Regions from separate parts of the Mus musculus genome. Here region 2 is linked to region 1. A link is a loop called in an ENCODE intact Hi-C map of the cell type or tissue named here. Cell type or tissue: left cerebral cortex. All regions are shown on one strand.

Region 1 (5,000 bases):
TAGTTTCAAGGCTTTAAATTATGTGTTGGTTGTGGGAATATGACAGATAAAGTTGCACCTTGGGTTAGCATGATGAACCTTAAAATCTCTAGTAGATACACCTGATATCCAGAGCTCATAACCTGGAATTATTTTGTTCACTGTTTCTTTGCTTCTTTAGGCTTTTATTTCTTTTTCTAATTCTAAAAGTTTCAGTGTAATAGGCTATATAACTCTGAAGTCCCATGTCTAACCTTTTCCTTGTCTAATAGTACCAGAGACACCAGTGTTAAGATAGAGGTCTGTGATCCTGCCTCTTGGTTTTAGGATGAAGTGTTCAGCTGTCTTGAGTATTGAGAAGCTCTGGAGGCAGAAGTGTCCTCTGACGATAGACCTGGGCCAGCACAAGGTACATGGCTCTCCATAGAGGTGCTGAGAAGCCATGGGGTGCAGAATTCTGCCTCCCTGAGTCCTACAGGGTCACCTGCTGACTTCTCCCACAGGAAAGACCTGTCCTCCCTTTCTGCAGAAATAAATATACCTGGCAGTCAGTTTATCAAAAGAAAAGCAGATACTGCTGTGGGTGCCAAGTCTGTAAGGTATTGGAATTTTAAGTAAATGTTACTAGAGGACACTTCTAGGAGGTGTCGCTCCATGGAGGTCTGGGGCTATGTGCCACCCTGAATGGGATTCTAAGCACCTTGCCTACACTCACTAGGACGCTGTCTCAATGGATCTATTCAAAACCACACTGTAACCCCTTCTCCTGATCATGGGCCATCTATTAGAAGTGACACCTTGTCTAGCAGTGTATGCCCTCCCCTCTGCAAGCTTCTTGTGTCTCGGCCCAGTAAAAGGTGTGAAATTCAGGTAACAAGATGCATCCCTGGAGATACTAGAGGTATACATCCCTCACACATCCAGAATTGTGTTACAAGTTTCCACCAGGGGATTCAGCTACATGGATACTTGGTGAAGAGGAAAGAGGAAAGAGGAGATATCAAGGACCCTTCCCTCAGTAACAGTGGGCACTTAGCCAGACTAGGGAATAGAGACAAGCCACAAATATAACTTCTGTTATCACTCAGGCATAGTCCAGGCAATTGCTATCTCCAGAGCCTCAGCTGCTGGCTGTCATTCTTACCATGGGAAACAGTGGTTTTAACAAGTGCACCTGTAAGTTATGAAGTTTATGTAGCAAGATGGCATTTTGCCACACCTTAACTGCATGGCACAAATCCCCAGTACATAGACATTTTGGGGGAAATGATATATTTTGACTCTAAAGTGTAGAGTAAAAATTAGAAAACTAGGCAACTATCAATCCACTAATACAAGAAGTAGCCTGCCAAGAAAAAAAAATGTTAATTGCTCCATAGTTCCTTCTATCAAGGTATTATCAGGGCATACTTGCTAGACTCTTCCGATATCTGTCTTTTATTATGGCTTTAAGTCTGAGATATTGTGAAGAGTGACCCAACACAAGCTTCTCCTGATATAGAAAATTAAAAACAAAGAGAGGAGATTTGACATAAAAAAAATTAGTGGTTGTTGCCATGTTACCCCCATCTTGGGGCCCTCACAGCTGTGCTAAGCAAGCTTTGCTTCCTCCAGCAGGGGACACTGGGCCAGGCACCCATCTGTGTATATACTCAGAGATTCTGACTAATGACCAGTACTCTCGAGGCCTGAGCATTTGGGGGCTCTGAAGAGGGTAGTAGAGATTTAAGGGCCCCTTGGACTTAAGAGCACAGGGCAGCCCTAAAATTTGGTCTCTGTTCAAGCAATGAACTCAACATGTCAGAGCCTGTCATTCCTCAGCCAAGCTGAGTTTTTCCTTCATGCTATGCAAAGGGCAGAGCCTGCCATTTTGAATGGCTATGTACATTTGGAGAAAATAAGATGGAGATGAATGGGGTAGGAGAGCAGTCACCAGCTGCAGCCTGCAGCACCCCACCATAGCTCAAGTGGAAGCTGAGATCCTGCTGAGGACTACAATTCTATGACTTCTCTGTGTCTTGCTGACTTGACTCCAGGGTACTAGGGATTTAAGTTTCCCGTGTCCTTTCCAGAGATTTCTATATATACTCTCTTCATGGGAGTGTGCAGCGGAGTCTGGAAAACACACCATGAGGCACAAACAAAAGCAAGAGGAAAATTGGAGAGCATATCCTTGCAGTCTGCTGGAGCCAGCCACCAGTTCACAGGCCTCCACGCCGCCTCCACTTTCCATAGTAAAGAACAACTGTCTGTGTGCACCAAGATCCCAGAAGACATAGGAAGAGAGGGGCGTGTGCAATTCAGCGGCTCTGGTACCTTGACAGGTCTAGCATGAGAGTGTCAGTGCCATGCTTGTGTTTGGCACTGTTGAAATTTCAAGTTACTGCCCTCTGTAGGAGAATGACAGGGACCCTGTTTTGTGATGCAGTATAGCTGAGCTGCCGTAGTCAGTGAGTGGCCCTTCAGTGATCTGTCCACCAGTCTCTGGATGTCCCTGGTGATACACAGGCATCTGAGACTATGGAGCGGTTTGTAGCTCAGTTCGTGTTTGCTGAGCATACATGAAGCCCTAGTAGATTTTTCACTGCGCTACATAACACCAGGTATGATGCTCTAATCCCAACACTTAGGAGGTGGAGACAAAAGGATCAAGTCATAGTCACTGTCTGGTACACGGTAATTTGGAGGCTATCCTGGGCTACATGAGGCCCTGATATGACATGAGAGAATATAGGCAAAGCCATGGACTGTAGCCCTGTAGAAGCTGCTCCAGAAAAAATCCTCACTAAAAATGTCCCCGGTCATAAATAAGAGTGTCTGTCACCACTCCTCATACCTGACAGTGCCTTAAGAGAGAATTAAGGCATCCATGTAAGTGTCCTTGGACTTGCTGCACAGCGTGGCTGGCTTGCAAGGTGAAAATTCTATAAGAAAAGCAAAACCTCAGTGAAGGAATAAACGGTAAAAATGCTGCCACCTGGTGGCTGCCTTAGTCATGTGCAGAACACACTACTGCTCTCAGGTATTTGTGAGAATTTGCTGATCTCTGATGATAAGGAGCTTTGCTAGCCATGTGTAATACGCAAATAACGGTGCTGATTAGCACGGGATGTTTCAAGCCTTGCGAGGCCAAAGCCGCATTTGCCTTCTGGCTTGATATTCTCTGATTTCTTTTTTAACCTCCCACTAAATTCCACACCCGGCACCTTGGATAATGTGTTTAGTGGCAGGAGAAGGCAGCAGATGCAAGCAGGAATAAATAAGGCTTTCCATATTTAGAATGAGGCCATTTATTTCCGAGTCCAGATCTATCAGGTGTGTTATTTATGTACTTTGCAAATTTTCTTGGACCCAGATATCACAGGCCACCACAGCAATGGTTGAGTCCTCCAAGTGGTTCCTAGGATGAGCTAAACTCCACCCTTGTCTGTCTCTTATCTTATTAAAAGATGGCAATCAGTAGTGTTGAAGCCAGGCATGCATTGAGTGGATTTCTGTATTGAGTAGAGTGTAGCAGATTATCTAGGTGACAGCACTCTTAATTGTACAGTAACAGAAAGAAGGGGATCAACCGAGTTCTGTCTATCCCTATGCTGTGACTGGGGATGACTGGCTCAGGCTCCTCCTACTAGCAGTCTCCATCATCACTGGGCCATGGTTGAATGGGTTGCATGCTGGCTCATGGATCATGAGCATATCATAGCTCGTGGCTATGGATATGCTTCACATATCCCAGATACTGGGCAGGCTTCCGCCATCCCTGAGCCCATCCCCAGATCACTCAGAGGATTCCAATAGTATTGCCATGTGTCTGTAACTTACAAATGCTCACTAACTACTGTAGTAGAAAAATACATCCTCTGGCCTTGTTGGACATCAATGGGAGGAGAGACCCTTGGTCCTGTGAAGACTTGATACCCCAGTGTAGGGGAATGCCAGGACAGGGAAGCAGGAGTGGGTGGGTGAGTAGGAAGAGGGGGATGGGATAGGGGGTTTCAGAGAGGAAAGGAGGAAAGGCAATAACATTTGAAATGTAAATAAAGAAAATATCTAATAAAAGATAATATTTTTTAAAAAAAGAAGCAGGGGGAGAGGAGATGGGATAGGGTGTTTTCAGAGGGGAAACCAGGAAAGGGGTTAACATTTTAAATGTAAATAATGAAAATATCTAATAAAAATATAGTATGTGAAAGAAAAAGAAAAACACATCCTCAAGGCTTAGTGTCACCTGCCCTTCCTATCTTATTAGATTGCAATGAGGCTCAAAGGACACATGCAGTGTTTGATTCAAACTTGGGAATAGATGGGTTCTGGACATTTGGTTTATGCAGCATTTAAACAGAAAGAAGGATGCTTAGGCAAAACAAGAGTCTTGCACATGTAAGAGTTTGCAAAAGTAGCTAGAGAATGTTCTAGAATTTCATCATTTGAGGCAGGAGAGAGGTGATATGAATAAGTGGGACCATTCTGCCTTGGATCTGAATTCCAAAAGCACTCGTGTAAGATTTGGAACTCTTCACAAAGTCCCCATTGTCTCCTCTGGTCTGTTGATGAGAACATTAAAGCCCTCCCTTGTGAGAGAACAAGGAGTGGACACAGCCCTGAGGCAGCACCTGCCTTATCTGAGTTCTTGGTTGGCTAGTGGCAAAGTTCCCCCAACCAGGAGATCCCCACCCCACCCCAAGCTTTCTGTACCATTCTGCCTAAGGCATCTCTGGTAGAGGTAGTGTGCCGTAAGCTCTCCTCAGGCTTCCCCAAATTTCTGCCTAGGATGGTTCATACAGTACTTCTGGCAGCCAGAGTTACTTCTGTCTCCTTGGCTGGATCAGTGTTTGGGGGCAAACACTTAATGGCATGGTTCAGGTTTTAGGATCTTCTCTGCTATTTAGATTTGAGCAAAATAAAATCCACTCTAGCTGTTGCTTCCATCAGAAATGCCAAGTATCACAAAACAAACAGGTTTATTGAAAGAGCCAGATAAACATCTGATCCTCTGAAACACAACACAGTATTTGTCTTTA
Region 2 (5,000 bases), 66 kb before region 1:
GGAACAGCATGAGAAAGGTAGGCAGGCTGTGACTCCCCAGAGGCAGAGCAGATGCAATTTCCAGGCAGACTGCTTGCCTCTCTGCCACCTCTGCAGCCACCTTCATAGGCAGGACACATGGAGACACACCATGATTCACCCACCCAGTACCAAGTGTTCCAAGATGAGGGCAGAGGCTCAGTAGCACACAATGGGGAGAAGGCATAATGGCCAGGTAGCTTCCTGACTCCAAGACTCTTGGCTCAGTCAACAGCAGGCAATTGTGGGATTTCAGACACACAAGAAGCAATTGACAGAGCACACTGATTATAAAGGGTTTCTTTTGAGAAGTCGTGCTTTTGATAGTCCAGATTAGAATTTCACCTTAGCCAGTGGTTTCTATCCTTTCCAATGCCATGAAGTATAGAGGCTTGAACTCCACTAAGAGGGTGGTATGACCTGACCTCTTTGGAATTAATCTTTTCCATAAACAGAAACATAGACAGCCAGGTTTCTAATGACTAATGAAAGGGTCAAGGTTTTATATCTCTGTGAATTCTAATTCTTATTCACCACACTACTGCTCTAAGGCAAATTCCTACAAACCTTTAGAAGTGCTGGAAGAAGCTCTCAGGGCATTGTTAGTCTAAAATCTTATGACTTCTAGGTACCAGTGCTGTGCTGGGTACTCATACCGAATGTACCCAGTTCCAGTGTTATAGTCGGCACTCTAGTATTTACTAAGTACCAATACTATACTATCTATTGTACTAGGTACTAGTAGTACACTAGGTATAAATAGTGCACTAAGTACTAGTACTAGTAATGCACTAAATACTAGGAACCAGTACTGTACTAGTACTGCCCAGCATGACTGGAAAAGCCAGTGGTTAGAGAATGATCTAAACACCTTAACACATTAAACTCCATCAGCCTGCCCTGTTACATCCTACAATCTCACTGTTGTTAACTCCAAATTCACTCTCTCTGCTCCGATGGAGTTCTGCTGTATTCTTCTCCATGACTTTCCCAGCACCCCTTCTCTACTGGCTAATTTCAGCCCTGAGCAGCATCAGCTGCTAATGACTACAGTCCCAGCATCTCCAGCTGTGTAAGTCAGGAAAGGACACTTGCTGTGGGCCTCATCATGTCAGGCATCACCCAAATTGGCCCTGCTGTGGCTCAGCTCCTGTCTGTTAGGATGGGCTCTTCCCTCTAGATTGCTCCAGTTGTGTTAATTATTCTCAGCCTGACTGCTTCTGACCCCGACAATTTGCCAATGTGTGGCATAAAGGAGATGGGTGCTGAGAAACACAGCAGAACCCTAGCAACGGGGCTTCTGCATTGGGTTGCAATCTATGGTGATACCATGACCTTGGCAACCCCTGGACTTTCCCCACATCCCAGAAGCCTTGGTCCATGCACTCTTCCATATACTCTCTTAACAGGACTCTCTCAGGCCCTTGTCAGATTGCAAGCCCCTGATCCTGTGAGCTCAGTCTCCTAGCACTCAGCTCTGCCTTTAGAAACGAAAAGGAATGGCCAGGCAGGTTAAGGGGAATCTGTACATGCTGAACTGTTCTAAAAAAATAAAAATTAAAAAAAAATTTAAAAAATGGTAGAATCTTCCAGCAGACAAGTCAGTTTCTGTGCCATAGACTTCAAACCTATGAGCTAGCAGTTCCATCAAGTTCTCTTGGGTGGAGGGGTATGCAGTCACACAGACAGTTCTTCCATGGCTGTGAGATCCCAGAGCTTTGGCTATAGCTGTGTTGTTCTCCCAGACTGCCTGCCATTGATGTGCTTTCGAATTCCTACTTGAGCTCTGCAGGGACTTAGGGCTAGCTTCCCTGTATTTCCTTTATTCCAATCTGTCATCACTACTAACTTTGCGCTTTAAAAAGAAAAAAACAGAATACACATTTTAGCTGGTTGAAAATAATTCCTGAGAAGGCTTCCTTTGTCCTCAGATAACAGAAGCAGCTCTCGGTGGCTCCTCCCACAGAACCTGAGCTCTGTCGCTGTGCCTATTAGAGACACATGTCTGTTGCATAGACATGTGTGTAGATGACTATTGCAGCTTGGAGCTTTGGCATATGCACTGTGTTCCTGAGCTTACCATGAGCACACAGATAGTACTCAGTTCTCTCTGTCAGAGTGAGCCACTGAGCCCAAGCTGCCTCTTTGGCTAGGCCTGTTCTCAGGCATCGGTATATCTTTTACATGGTTTACATTAACTACAACTATAGCCATAGGTGAAGAATTTGAGAAATTTGCCCTCATGGCCTGAAAGCATACTGGGCCAGACACCTACGGGTCGATACAGAACTGTAAAGGATGGGGATGAGAGAAAATAGACCCAGATGGGAGACAATAGAGCCTCTGTGGTCTTTTGAGATGGTGGACCATGTGTGCAGCATCCTTCAGGATGCTGCTGTCTGTCTTCGTCATGTTCCAGTCTGGTCTCCTGACCCACAATGGGAAGAACTCTCTGTCTTTTTCTCCTGCATCCATCTCAGGGCAGGCTATGTAAGCTTTTGTTCCAAAGTAGAATTTTGGGAAAAGATGAACACAGAAGCTTCTAAAGGTGTGGAGACCTGTATTTAACTATATAGTTTTGAGGTGAGCCTAGAAGAAGGGAAGCAAGCCCATCTCTCATTCCATCTGAAGGAGGCCCAGGGTCACAGAGATCAGCCTTCCATGTGCCTGAGCCACCTGCTGTCCCTTACTTTCCAAAAGGGCAAGTCCTGACATGGCAATGGTACAGCAGGTTAACTGAGCCTAGCCAGCCTATGCTGGAGGAACAAGGAACCTAAAAGTTATGTACACACAATCGTCTCCACCAGTAGCAGAACAGTCACCTCTGTCAACTGACTCCCAAGAACAGTGACCAGTGATGGACTACCCCACCTCAAGGAGTAGATAGTTTCTCAGAGAGGTAAAGCCATCAGCCCAGGGCTACACAGCCTGTTGTGACTGAGGCTTTGTGAGTCCAACCCTCATGTAGCAGAGACTCCCACATCATCAGTCTTGCCAGGATGATCTGTTACTGGGCACACTGATCAGATGCCTCCTCTGAGACAGCAGGCCCAAGGAGGAATGAGACCATGACATCATGATGGGGTCTGCTATGAAGGTAAAAGATAACATGGAGTTCTGAGTCTCACCTGCAGCAGGGAGCAACTTCCTGGGGGCCTGGGAGCCAACCAGAGAGGAAACTGCAGCTACCTGTTAATTTTGCTGGTTCTTTGTTAATGGAGTTTGAGGAGACAGCATGGGTTGGCAGGCTTTAGCTGGTTCAAGACTACAGGACAGGGATGGGTGCCTTGGGTGGCCGCCTGTGATGTCTTCTGTGGAATTGTTCGAGTTTTCCAACAGGCAGGCACCTGTCCTCTCAGCTCAGGAAGGGCTTTCTCAACCGGCACTGGAGGTCAACTTAAGCTCACCTGAAGATGTATGGAAAATGAAGGGCCTAGAGCATGGCTCCCTCCCCTCCTGACCTTTCTTTCCCTTTACCCCCCCCCCCTCGCTTCCCTTGCCAAGCCCTTTTGAGGCACGCTTCTCACATCCTTAATTTACAGATCTAGACCACACAGCTTGGTGGTTTGTAGGGTATTTGAAGGACTTGGCCACTATTGCCTCTCTGCTTTGGAACATTTTATCTCTGCCAAAATATTTCATGGTTCAAACACCTGCCCCAGACCCACTCTGACCTGTCTTATTTCTTCTTTTATTTGGGGTAGATTGAGAGTAGACTAACCTAGGGACACAGTGACCAATAAAGCAGACTCTCTTTTCTTATGACTTGGCATTTCCTTGTGATCGGTGTTCCTGTCGGACATATTGGGGTCTCAACCCAGCTGCCCCATTGCACGTCAGTGATCAGAGTCCAGAACTTGTGTGGGATCAGGGTCAGGGTGGAGGTAAGGCATTAACATAACAGTAGCAGGGCTCATGTGCTTTTAAGCCCTGATGGTGTGGGACCCCTAACACAAGAACTTCAGTGACTGATTCATGAGATATTCAAAGGGTGACAGGTATAGCTAGGTACTGAGTGGATTTCAGTTATTACAAATACTGTTCTTGACCCCTCAGTAACTGAAGGTTGCCCCTTGCTGATCTACTTTGCATTTGTAATCAGTGTGCACCTACTGTGAATAGCACTTGCCTAGGTCTGAACTTGTATCTTTTTGTGTCTCCCACTATACTAAACATATGAGAAGACTCAAGAAAACTCACAATATTTGACGCTGAAGATGTGGGGTTGGGATATTTTTATGATTTTAGTCATGAAAGTTTAAAGCCAGGGGGAAAAAAAGCAAATTTTAGCTTTTTGTCCTCCTAAATGCCATTGCTGTTGGGGAAGCTTTTCAATCCCTCAAAATAGCTTTGGAAGATAAATGAGCAAACTTGGCTGGGCGCTAATTCACTCTTCAGAATCCAGTATGATTTATGCCCTGTTCTGTTTATTGCTCAAATAAGCAAAATCAGAATGGATCTCGTGATTATTTTGAGCTATGTGAAGTCCAGATCATTTTATTCTTCCTTAATCAGTTTTGTACCAATCCATCTCTACCCAGAGATGATTCATCCATCACAGAGCCCAATGCCCATTCTTCAGAATAAATGAATAAAGAAAGGTAAAGGAGGGGGTGGAGAGGGCACTAGACAGCCCCCAAATTAATCACCAGGTTACTTTGTGTCCCTACACATACACACACACACACACAGAGAGAGGGGGGGGGAGAAAGAGAGAGAGAGAGAGAGAGAGAGAGAGAGAGACTTTTAGAATAACCCAGTATATGGTAGGGATCACTGGCCAGATTGTCAGGCATGTCCAACCTTTTTAAACTGAGACACAGGCTGGGCGGTGGTGGTGCACGCCTTTAATCCCAGCACTCAGGAGGCAGAGGCAGACAGATTTCTGAGTTTGAGGCCAGCCTGGTCTACAAAGTGAGTTCCAGGACACCCAGGGCTATACAGAGAAACCCTGTCTCGAAAAACAAAAACAAAAACAAACA

What was found. A loop is a pair of places that touch in the nucleus more often than their neighbours do. Peaks named below come from ENCODE experiments on the same cell type or tissue, not always from the same donor. Only the 100,000 strongest peaks of a DNase experiment are listed, where the experiment ranks them.
Region 2: a loop joins it to region 1, with 2.0 times the contacts of the local background. A loop is called at or near these places in 5 of 42 quality-filtered maps.

What each region holds. Positions count from the first base shown.
Region 1 is chr5:27,613,061-27,618,060 of GRCm38, forward strand. All of the region lies in intron 8 of Dpp6 (dipeptidylpeptidase 6), which reads left to right. Among named protein-coding and RNA genes, the nearest start is that of Gm16058, 62 kb to the left of the region's middle. In left cerebral cortex, a CTCF peak has its summit at 2,965 (motif pointing left); DNase peaks (open chromatin) are centred at 2,265 and 2,949.
Region 2 is chr5:27,547,453-27,552,452 of GRCm38, forward strand. The region is part of intron 6 of Dpp6 (dipeptidylpeptidase 6); the gene reads left to right. Among named protein-coding and RNA genes, the nearest start is that of Gm16058, 4.1 kb to the right of the region's middle. In left cerebral cortex, no CTCF peak of the experiment used is centred here; DNase peaks (open chromatin) are centred at 1,978 and 4,411.